4 separate regions of the Homo sapiens genome follow, and all the other regions are linked to region 2. The links are chromatin contacts, found by Hi-C or POLR2A ChIA-PET in ENCODE. All regions are on one chromosome and are shown on one strand. Each heading gives the region's core, a stretch centred on a gene start or an enhancer-like site at or near the end of the contact. The rest is flanking DNA. Distances are from core to core; before and after follow the strand shown. Region 1 has its middle 28 kb from the start of CITED2. Region 2 holds the start of FILNC1 (FOXO induced long non-coding RNA 1). Region 3 has its middle 36 kb from the start of LINC01625. Region 4 overlaps LINC02941 (long intergenic non-protein coding RNA 2941).

The links. Hi-C counts contacts between places; a loop is a spot of excess contacts on that map. ChIA-PET counts read pairs that join two places held with the same protein, here RNA polymerase II (POLR2A). Pooled maps may share reads with other maps.
Region 1: a map of MCF 10A shows a loop between it and region 2 (2.4-fold over the local background). The contact joins the enhancer-like site here to the promoter of FILNC1 in region 2. A Hi-C loop is called at or near these places in 1 of 168 maps with a recorded cell type or tissue (MCF 10A) and 2 of 50 pooled maps. POLR2A ChIA-PET finds 5 or more read pairs at or near these places in 1 of 52 experiments (AG04449).
Region 3: a loop to region 2 is called in a map of Right ventricle myocardium inferior, with 1.9 times the contacts of the local background. The contact joins the enhancer-like site here to the promoter of FILNC1 in region 2. A Hi-C loop is called at or near these places in 1 of 168 maps with a recorded cell type or tissue (Right ventricle myocardium inferior) and 5 of 50 pooled maps. POLR2A ChIA-PET finds 5 or more read pairs at or near these places in 1 of 52 experiments (A673).
Region 4: a loop to region 2 is called in a map of MCF 10A, with 3 times the contacts of the local background. The contact joins the enhancer-like site here to the promoter of FILNC1 in region 2. A Hi-C loop is called at or near these places in 6 of 168 maps with a recorded cell type or tissue (CD14-positive monocyte, IMR-90, MCF 10A and 3 more) and 4 of 50 pooled maps. POLR2A ChIA-PET finds 5 or more read pairs at or near these places in 6 of 52 experiments (AG04449, AG04450, BJ and 3 more).

The regions. Positions count from the first base shown.
Region 1 is chr6:139,401,729-139,404,497 of GRCh38, forward strand. No RefSeq gene overlaps it. Among named protein-coding and RNA genes, the nearest start is that of CITED2, 28 kb to the left of the region's middle. Within about 2 kb of position 1,375, at least 2 of the 41 ENCODE cell types and tissues checked have a DNase peak (open chromatin) inside an H3K27ac peak, as active enhancers do.
Region 2 is chr6:139,769,813-139,772,512 of GRCh38, forward strand. It overlaps FILNC1 (FOXO induced long non-coding RNA 1), which reads left to right and starts at 1,261. Exons shown (of 3, transcript NR_038399.2): 1 at 1,261-1,311. RefSeq lists a silencer at 554-731.
Region 3 is chr6:139,509,012-139,511,711 of GRCh38, forward strand. No RefSeq gene overlaps it. Among named protein-coding and RNA genes, the nearest start is that of LINC01625, 36 kb to the left of the region's middle. Within about 2 kb of position 1,301, at least 2 of the 41 ENCODE cell types and tissues checked have a DNase peak (open chromatin) inside an H3K27ac peak, as active enhancers do.
Region 4 is chr6:140,042,130-140,044,829 of GRCh38, forward strand. All of the region lies in intron 1 of LINC02941 (long intergenic non-protein coding RNA 2941), which reads left to right. The region is part of intron 2 of LOC107986652 (a long non-coding RNA gene); the gene reads right to left. Among named protein-coding and RNA genes, the nearest start is that of LINC02941, 67 kb to the left of the region's middle. Within about 2 kb of position 1,307, at least 8 of the 41 ENCODE cell types and tissues checked have a DNase peak (open chromatin) inside an H3K27ac peak, as active enhancers do; they include CD14-positive monocyte and PC-3, where a contact is called at or near this core.

The DNA.
Region 1 (2,769 bases), core at 125-2,624, 370 kb before region 2:
ATTGTAGGTGTGAGCCACTGCATCCGGCAGGAGCACTGTTAATAAGTACAAATGCTTCATGCTAGTCTCATAAATTGTCTTGGGTTCCATGAGGGTGTCTGCCATCATCATCCCTCTGCCATGTCCACCTGGAAAATCCCTCTTCACCTTTCAGGATTCTCTTATGCATAATTCTTCAGAGAAGCTTCCCTTAATTCTCTCTAGATGAGATTAGGAGCTGTTTCTGGGGTGCTGGCTGCTCTAAGCATACCTTGTTTTGTATTACACCAATTTGCTTATTTTCCTGCCTTGCACAGCTAGGATTGGAGCTCCATGAGGCAATGACTACGTCTTATTCACCTCTGATTTCCAATTACTGTGTACTCTCTTAGTAAATGTCAATTGGATTAAGTATAACTTTGGAATTCCCATAGCTTTTAGGTGGAAAAGTCATTAATTTTTTTTTATAACATTTTCTTTTACTGTTTGTTTAACATACGTTTCTGGGATTAAAATTGTTTTTACGTTTTAATAAATGTTTACTATTTATTAAAATGAATACATCTGATACTACATATCAAATTATGATTGTATTTGAAATGTAACCGGGTATTTAGGGCTTTTGCACCATTTTTTCAAAGCCCCTGGATGGATAATCCTCTCACTAGCATTCCGCCTATGAAACAATTTTGAGGGGATGTCCAGGATCCACATTCTTTGAGGAGTGTTAATACCACACAAAATATTTTGAGAATTTGGGAAAATTCTGTGTTCACATGTGACCCAACTGAAAAACCAAGTGAAATTTCTTGTTCTCCATCATTTTTTTTTTTTTTCCGAGGCGGAGTCTCGCTCTGTCGCCCAGGCTGGAGTGCAGTGTTGCATCTCGGCTCACTGCAAGCTCCCGCTCCCAGGCTCACGCCATTCTCCTGCCTCAGACTCCGGAGTAGCTGGGACTACAGGCGCCCGCCACCACGCCCGGAGAATTTTTTGTGTTTTTAGTAGAGACGGGGTTTCACCGTGTTAGCCAGGATGGTCTCAATCTCCTGACCTCGTGATCCACCCGCCTCAGCCTTCCAAAGTGCTGGGATTACAGGCGTGAGCCACCGCTCCCGGCCCTTGTTCTCCATCATTATTCTGAATCTCTTTGGCTGAGTTTCAGCCAGCCTTTCTAAGTCTTGAGCCCTTGAGAAAGAATGCTTGAAGTGGGATGAATGAGGAGTGTGACCTGTTTCCCATCAGAAGGGCGTGAAATGCTCCACAGGCTTTTAACATTTCTGGAAGTTAAGGAAGAACTTATGAATCACATCCATACATCTTTTCCCTGGAAAAATACACCTGCGTCATCTACTTCCTCCTCTCCTCTCAGCCAGGAAATGACACCCTTGGCATAGAGACACCGTAACAACAGGTCTGATGTGTAACCAGGCCCAGGAACAGGACCTTTAGAGAGCATGTGATGGACTTCTCCCATTGCCTCTTGCTGGCCTGTGGTTTCTCTCGTCCTCTAAGAACACTCCTGTTGGACGAGTGGGAAGAATGACTAACATCGGTCACAATCTTTGAGCACTTAATGCTGTGCATGTCACACTCTGACCTGCTGACAAATGTGGAATGAAAATAGAATGAAAGAGGACTTCGCAATTTTAGTAATGAATTACATCTGGTTGAAGTATTTAGAGTTCACAAACTTTGGCCCGAAGCTGAGAGTGAGGGGGTGGTGGGGGTGTGGTGGGGAAAGAGAATACATCAGAATAATGCACTCAGAGCATGAATACTGTCTTTAAAAGAAAGTTTTGTGACTTTAGTTTGTAATTGCTATAATGACAGCACCTTAGATTTTCAGGATGTTGCTTCTGCTCCTGTTCTGCACCGTCTTGTTCTTTTGTTCAGTTTATTCAGTAAACAGCTGGGAAGCACTCAGTGTGTCTAGGCCAATAGCAGAGGTACTGGGCAAACAGATGGGAGATAGGCCCCTGGCGTGGGAGCCCCTGTTCTGCTTTTCCAGACACCTGCTTTGTGACACTTCCATTCGGGGCCCTACCTCCGTGCAGGTGCTTCCAGTGCAGGGGATCCTGCCTGCCCTGGATATGTGATGAGCTACTTTGTCCCAAAGACTATAAGGAACAACTAGTTGGGTGATTAATAGTATGTTCTAGGTGCTGTACTAGACACTGCACAAATATTACTTCAGGCATGCAGGTAGAATAGGGTAATGACTGAGAAACTGGCTTCAGAGACCCACAGGCCCCAGCTCTGCCATCCGCAGTCTTAACCAGCACTCTTAGTACTCATCAGGACTCAATTAGCATGCTTACTAGTTGGGCCCTGTCTGTTTTAGTTTCCTCATTTAAAAATAATCTTGGCCGGGCACCGCGGCTCAAGCCTGTAATGCCAGCACTTTGGGAGGCCGAGGCGGGCGGATCACAGGTCAGGAGATCAGGACCATCCTGGCTAACACGGTGAAACCCTGTCTCTACTAAAAAAAAATAAATAAAATTTAGCCGGGTGTGGTGGCGGGCACCTGTAGTCCCAACTACTCGGGAGGCTGAGGCAGGAGAATGGCAAGAGGCCGGGCGGCAGAGCTTGCAGTGAGCCAAGATCGCGCCACTGCGCTCCAGCCTGGGCGACAGAGCGAGACTCTGTCTCGAAAAAATAAAAAATAAACAAATAAAAAAAAAATCTTTACTTAGGTTGACAGGAGGATTAATGAAAGGAAATTATTCTTTTTTGGTTGATTCTCAAATCCATAGTTCATGCCAAAATTCATTTCTCCACCCCAACCAACCC
Region 2 (2,700 bases), core at 11-2,510:
CCATCAGAGAAATGCAAATCAAAACCACAATGAGATACCATCTCACACCAGTTAGAATGGCAATCATTAAAAAGTCAGGAAACAACAGGTGCTGAAGAGGATGTGGAGAAACAGGAACACTTTTACACTGTTGGTGGGACTGTAAACTAGTTCAACCATTGTGGAAGACAGTGTGGCAATTCCTCAAGGATCTAGAACTAGAAATACCATTTTACCCAGCCATCCCATTGCTGGGTGTATACCCAAAGGATTATAAATCATGCCGCTATAAAGACACATGCACACATATGTTTATTGCGGCACTATTCACAATAGCAAAGACTTGGAACCAACCCAAATGTCCATCAATGATAGACTGGATTAAGAAAATGTGGCACATATACACCATGGAATACTATGCAGCAATAAAAAGGATGAGTTCATGTCCTTTGTAGGGACATGGTTGAAGCTGGAAACCATCATTCTCAGCAAAGTATCACAAGGACAAAAAACCAAACACCTCATGTTCTCACTCATAGGTGGGAATTGAACAATGAGAACACTTGGACACAGGCAGGGAACATCACACACTGGGGCCTGTCGTGGGTTGGGTGGAGGGGGGAGGGATGGCATTAGGAGATATACCTAATGTAAATGATGAGTTAATGGGTGCAACACACCAACATGGCACATGTATACATATGTAACAAACCTGCACGTTGCGCACGTGTACCGTAGAACTTAAAGTATAATTAAAAAAAAAAAAAAGTGTCCTGTGTGTTTTTTGTGAAAAAGCATTCCTAGGCCTGGTGCCGTGGCTCACGCCTGTAATCCCAGCACTTCGGGAGGCAGAGGTGGACGGATCACTTGATGTCAGGAGTTCAAAACCAGCCTGGCCAACACAGCAAAACCCCGTCTCTAGTAAAAATACAAAAATTAGCCGGGCGTGGTGGCGCATGCCTGTAATCCCAGCTACCTGGGAGGCTGAGGCAGGAGAATTGCTTGAACCCGGGAGGTAGAGACTGCAGTGAGCTGAGATCATGCCACTACACTCCAGCCTGGGTGACAGGGTGAAACTCTGTCTCCAGAAAAAATAAAATAAAATAAAATAAAATAAAAGAGAGATTCCTAGGCAGTATAAATTAAGCTTATTCATTCTCAATTTTTATTTTATTTTATTTTTTATTTTTGGTGTCCTTTGCAACTACTTGGTCCTTCTTCGTGGTTCCTCTTTCCTCTCTAAACTCTCTAACAGTTTTTCGTTCTTGTTGTCATCCGTAGGATTTGCAGAAAGAGCCAACAACTCCTACAGATGATGACAGTTCTCATTCTGTGAGTTTATCTGATCCTTATTTCATTTTATTAATACAACAATGGCAATTTTGGCTGCTTATACTTTTCCATTTGGCTGCTTGCTATAGAGCTAGAGGGACTTCAAAGAGACTCACATGAAATATTTTTGTTTTATAAGTAGAAAAGCTGAGGCCTAGAGAAGTTAATTCACTTTTATGAAACTCTCAACTAGTTAATCTAATTAGTTAATCACATTAGTTAATCTAGTCTATTAACACTTTTCTTAACCTGAAGTTGAAGTTAAAAATATCTTGACAGATCTAATGGTAAAATATAAGATTTGTGAATGTGCCTCTTAAGCAATGAATGTTTTACAAATGGAAGGAATTATTTTTGTAGCTCAGTACAATCTTCGCAATAGCAGAATTATTCTGAATTCCTGATGCATGTTTTAACTATTATTATGAACATGTATCAGACACATTGTTAACAAGAGTTTCTTATTTCAGAAATGATTCCAGTTCAGTAGAGAAGGCACCTACATAAATGAGAGATCTAAGATTGTTAGATAAGCGCCGTAAGATAAGAAAGCTATGGGTCAGAGGTTTTCTGGTGGAGAGAGTGTTCACTCTTCCGGGAGGTCAGGGGAGACTTCGCAGAGAGCAGGTCACACCCTCCGACACCTCTCAGTCAACACTGCATCCTTTACTTGAAATGATCTTTTCTCCTCCGTTCTCCGGTGAACACACACAGGAAACTATGTCTTTTGGTATTTCGTCAGAATATTTTGTGTGCTGTTGTAGAAGATTTTGTAGGGCTAAGTGGTTTTTGGACAGCCTTATGGATCATGTTTCTTGTAAAAAATGGAAAACCAGTGGAACATCTTAGGCAGGGAAACGGGTATGTGTCTGTAGTATTGATGCCTTAAGTATATTGAAACATCATTGGTGTATTCCTGCACAGACCCGGTACATTTGTTCGGACATTTACAGGAAACCTTTCATTACTATTAGGCTTAGGGTTCCAACTTCGTTTTATTCATGATCATGCCTCATCCTTGTACAATCACGTCCCTAGTGAAGCTATAATAAAAGTAAGATGCCAAGAACTCAGGTATGGAAGAGAAAAAGTTTGTCAAGATTCTGAAAGAAATTAGGGAAATCACTTAAGTTCTCCAGGCTTGTTAACTCCTCATCTTTCTTCCAAAAATTTTCTTTTGTTGGCCGAGTGCCGTGGCTCATGCCTGTAATCCCAGCACTCTGGGAGGTCGAGGCGGGCGGATCATGAGGTCAGGAGATCGAGACCATCCTGGCTAACACAGTGAAACCCCGTCTCTACTAAAAATACAAAAAATCAGCTGGGCGTGGTGGTGGGAGCCTGTAGTCCCAGCTACTCTGGAGGCTGAGGCAGGAGAATGGCGTGAACCCG
Region 3 (2,700 bases), core at 51-2,550, 260 kb before region 2:
AAAGTTATCATATAGAAACTTTCATGAATATTCTGTATTATGAGATATAATATTCTGCATCATTCTTTAAACTTCCACCAAAGTTCTACTATCACAGAAATTTTATTGGAACAGGGCTTTGTTTTACTTTATTTATTCATTTATTTATATTTTTAGAGACAAGGTCTCACTCTGCTGCCCAACCTGGAGTGCAGCGGTGCAACCCTAGCTCACTGTAGCTGCAACCTCCTGAGTAGCTGGGACTACAGGTGCATGCGATCACCCCTGGCTAATTTTAAAATTTTTCGTAGAGATGGGGTCTTGCTATGTTGCCCAGGCTGTTTTTGAATTCCTGGGCTCAAGTAATCCTCCTGCCTCAGCCTCCTAAAGTGTTGGGATCATAGGCATGGGCCACTATGCCTGGCCTACCCCATTTATTTAGAGGTTACATTTCTCTAAATAAATCATAGTTTCCATTGCTCCACACCCTTTCCAGTCTTTGGGATAGTCATCTTAACTACCAGAAATACAGCCACAATCTCAGATTTGAACTAACACTAGCCGTAGGTCAGTAACAGCTGTCACAAAATCCTTGAATTTTGCTTTGCAGAAGATAGCATCAGTTTAATCACCCAAGGGAAATGTGTAGAGTAGAGCAAGTGGTAACAGGACGTAGATCCACTGACATCAGTAAGAAATGACAATTGACAACGGAGGGAGAGTTTTAAAAAGCAGTTTGCTATGAGTGGTAAGATTATATGAGGGCTTTTGAATATTCTCCGGAAAAAGGCCATTTAAATGAGAATAAACTAGTTGTTTATCTTGTTTATCTTGTTTCTAGTTATTTGTCACAGTAGTTTGGAGTATGTTCTCTCTCTTACACAGCTCTGAGATGAGAAATAAAATGGCAGTGATAAATAAGCAAGGTTAGTCTGATGTGCTGATCATTCTTAGATTCAATTAAAGTTATATTCTGTGTATAAGATATTTGTAACTGTATTTTAAAGACGAATATCACAAATAGTTAAAAAAAGAAGTCCTTGAAGTAATATGTATCAGGAAAAGAAGAGCTCATCGTCTCCTCTAAAAGGGAATTAATTATCTTTTATCCAGTATACGTATGGAGCCAATCAGTGAGTGAGATATATACAGGCCCTCTGACAATTGTCAGAAGGTCTTGACATAGCTGCTAATGATCTGTTGACAGGAACAGCTGGTGATAGGAACAGAGGTGAGTGTTACTAGAGAAGAAGGCATGAAGATCTCACTGCAATGGTGCAGTGAGAGAACAGTAGACACGGTGCCAGCCAGAGCCCCATTAACTGGCCCTTAGTAAATTCCAGGATCCAAACTTTATGGTCTCTACTTGGCATGGAATAAAGATAAAAAAGGATTCTGTTTGATCATCTCCTTAATATCCATATACGAACATATTCCAAGGAGAAAACTGTGCCCTTTCTGCAATCCTGTACCTGAGTCTTTTAAAGAAAGCACAGAATATTTTGGACCTGATGTTCATTGGATCATTTGTCAACATGCCAAATAAACTTTAGCTCTCAGAGCACTTGGAAAACATGTTTTGGAGAGTCTGTGTAACATTCTGGGTGGGGCAGTTTCTAAAAGGCTCAATCTTAAACACAAAACAGAGCAGTAAGACCAGTGATTAGTATCGATGCAACAATTTTACAGCTATGCTGAATGTGCGCTGTGTTAGGAATGCTCTAAACCCATGCCGGGTCAACACGTCTTTCACCTTATGTTGCCCGAAGAGTGCTAAATAGTGTGTGTTACACATTTTTAATCTTTATCCAAATAAACTTAGTTTCTGCAAAAGTTATTCGATAATAAGAATTTATATATATTTCTCTTTTGGCTTCTAAAAATTATGAAATATTTCATACATATAAAATAATAAATATGAAGTAAGTATAAATGATAACAGTAAAATTTATATCCCTGTTTTTATCACCTAGTATAAGAAAGAAAACTTTTCTAATGCCTTTGGCACTCATATGAGTTATTTCTCACACTCCTTCACTTCAGAGATAACAACTGTCCAGACTTTTTGTGTTTATTATTCTCATCCTTTTCAATAAGTTTTACTACATATAGATATAGGTAGACAGAGATACACACACACATACACATATATACTCCTTATATATATGAATCCCTAACAAAATAGTATTAGTTTTACAAGTATTTGAACTTTATATGAAAGGTATACTATTTTATGCCTTCTGTGATTGGCCTTGTTTGTTCAGAATTTTATTTGTGAGATTCATTCATATGCATGTAGTTGATTCTCTGATGCAGAGTATTCAATTGTATAAATAGACCACAAGTTATCTATTTACTCCCCTTACCACTGACAGCCAGGTTGTTTCCAAACTATCAGGAACATTCTTGTGGATGTCTCCCGCTGTTCACAAGCAAGGCTTTCTAGAGGATATAGAAAGTGGAATTGCTGGATAGTGCGATATATGCATCTGTAACTTTACTACATAATGCTAAATCGTTTTCCAAAATCAATGAGCCAGTTCCCACTCTCACCAACAGTGGATCATAGTTTTCATTGCTCCACATTCTCTCCAACATCTGAGATAGTCAGACTTTTAAATTCTTGCCAATTCAGTGGACATGAAATGGTAATTTGTTTATTTAGTATTATTTTCCTGGTTACTAAAAAGGTCTAGCTGCTGGGCGTGGAGGCTCATGCCT
Region 4 (2,700 bases), core at 57-2,556, 270 kb after region 2:
AGGTTAAGAGCCTCATTCAAACACACCTACAGGAAATGTTATACTTTGGGGGAAGATCTGGGTCAAACATAAGCAATGCAGCACTATACCTCAATTGACAGCATAGAGTTCAGAAGGCCCAGGAGCAAGGTTGCTCTAGGGACATTTGCAGGTTTTCAGGTTGCCTCACTCTAGGGGTGAGAGTGAGGAGATAGATGCTGCTCTCTCTCTGGCTCCCAGAGTGGAAATTACAGCAAGACCAGCTACATCATGTAGCATCAGGGACACCCTTTCCTTCTATTAAATAGAAGCCACCTCTGAGGATTCCTAGCCATATTTATTAATCAGAAGAAATGATTGTTTTTGATAACCCCACAATAAGGGTGCTATGAGGGACCGATGCTGAGCCTTGTTTGAAGTGTATTCTTCCAGTCTCTCAAAGGACATCAAATAGCAAATGAAGCTGTATTATATGGCATTTGTATAATTTCATGTAAATTCTCAGAGGTGGAAGAAATACAAATAATCACATCTGCCCACACTTGAGATGCGTAAAAAGATAATGTAAAGATACAGAGTATCTCTTAAAGTCTTTAGAAAGAAAAGCAATAGAAACTACGGTCATATTTTGATATTTGTTCTGGGATTACTTTGGATTTTTATTTGTCTTTTTACAAACATAGCCTCATTACAGAGGGAGTTTTTGGACCTGGTTTTGAAACAGAGGTAATATTTGTCTGTTATATAGTAAGAAGACTACTCAACTTTATTGTCCACAAAATCAAAATAATAAAATTTAAAAGGTGTTTTCTTTTCTTGAGCTGGTAAAACTCATAACTTTTTTTAAAAAGCTCATTTTTTATTATTTGTGTTTCAGAGTTCACCAAGTAAAACAGACTGAGCTGGGCCATTACCGTTCTCATCAGTTTAGATTTATATGATGCATGCATTGAAATGAACATCTGGACAGTTAGAGAATGCATTTCAATTGAAGGCCCTTGTAGCATATTTTTTTTCCATATTTAGAGCATTCCTGTGGAAAACAACACAAGTAGGAAAACAACATACAGTAAAAGAGAAATATTTTTAAAAGCAAGAATTATCAGAAATGGGATTATTGAGAATTTTTATTGCACACAATAAAGGTATAAGTGGGATCATAAAGCACCATGCAGAAATAAAACCCATTGACTATTTGGGCTTTATCTTGAATCCAGAGAGCCAATGAACTTGAACTCATATGTGACTTCCAAGGCAACTAGCTGTAACCACAGTTACTACTGTCTCCAAGGCCCAAGAGGAGATTTTCAGCCTGGATAAGTATTTCATAGAGACATTTGAGCCAGGTGCTTTATGTAGTAGGATCGGTGATTCAGTGTGTGGCATTTAACAATGTGAGTCAGAATTAAATGAATGTCTTAGTATTATAGTTGGGGAGTTAATGGAAGGGCCATCTCTTGGATGAGTCATTGAACATAGATCCTGCTCTGAACCACTTGCTAAAAATTGTGCAATCATTTTCACAAGCAGATAAGATGATAACCTTGATGTTCTGCCCTTTCTAAGTTCACATGATCAAGCTGCTCATCTCTCTGTTTCCCCAAAATAGATTTGAGCTATAAAACCACCTTTCATCTTTATTCATTATTTTTTTCCACATGTGTTCTGTGCCTTATTCATTACATGTAAATAATGCAATTATGATATTTTAACTCTTACAGTATTCTATTAGAGGTAAACTGCATTTGTTATTTATAGTCTTTCTTTTCTCCAAAAATACTTGAGGCAGCTTATAAAAGACACAGATATGCTAAAACTATTCAAGCAAGGGCAAATGAATGTGATTACGGGCTATGCTAGGTCAAGAGAGAATTTATAGGCTAAAGATAGCTTCTGAAACTGAGCATCAAATTTAGCTTTGAGCTTCCTGAAAATTATTTTCAACATGCATCATTTTGCCTTTTTAATAAATGTCAATGTCTGCATTAGTATCTTCTATTCTAGAATATAAGCTTAAGAGGGAGACGGTGCTACAATTTAGTGTGATTTGTCAATCAGATGGCAAGTTTATTGAGGATGAGTCAGAACTATAATGTGAGACTGAGTAAGTAGGGTGAGAATTCAAAGAAAAGGAGAACCAATCACTTGTTCCTGTCTTCAATGAGGTAGCTGGTCAGTTGAATAAAACCTGTCATACATTTGAGATGTCTCTCACCATGGAACATATAAGCTAATGAATGTTCACAGAATCCTAACTGGGGATACAATTGTGGGAAAATATTACCCTTAATTAATATATAGTCTGATATTTGAGCAGTTATAGATTCAAGGCAGAAGGCTAGCTTTCAAGGGGAGACTTTCACTCCCATACCTGGCTGCTGTATGACTGCCCTAGGGCAGCAATCACAGAGACACCACAGGGCAGCCTCTGTTAGGATTAGGATGACTGAGGCATGGTCTAGTTGGATGTTAGGACTGGGCTCTATTTAGCCTACACAATCCTGTATAATCTTAGAATTAAAGAAAAAAGAAAGAAACGAAGGAAGGGAGGGAGGGAAGGATGGAAGGAAGGAAGGAAGGAAGAAAGGAAGGAAGGAAGGGGGAGGGAGGGAGGGAAGGGAGGGAAGGAAGGAGGGAGGGAGGGAAGGAAGGAAGGTGAAAAGAAGGGAGGGGAGGAAAAGGGAAAAGGTCTGTTGGTCAATTTCATGGACCTCTTATTAT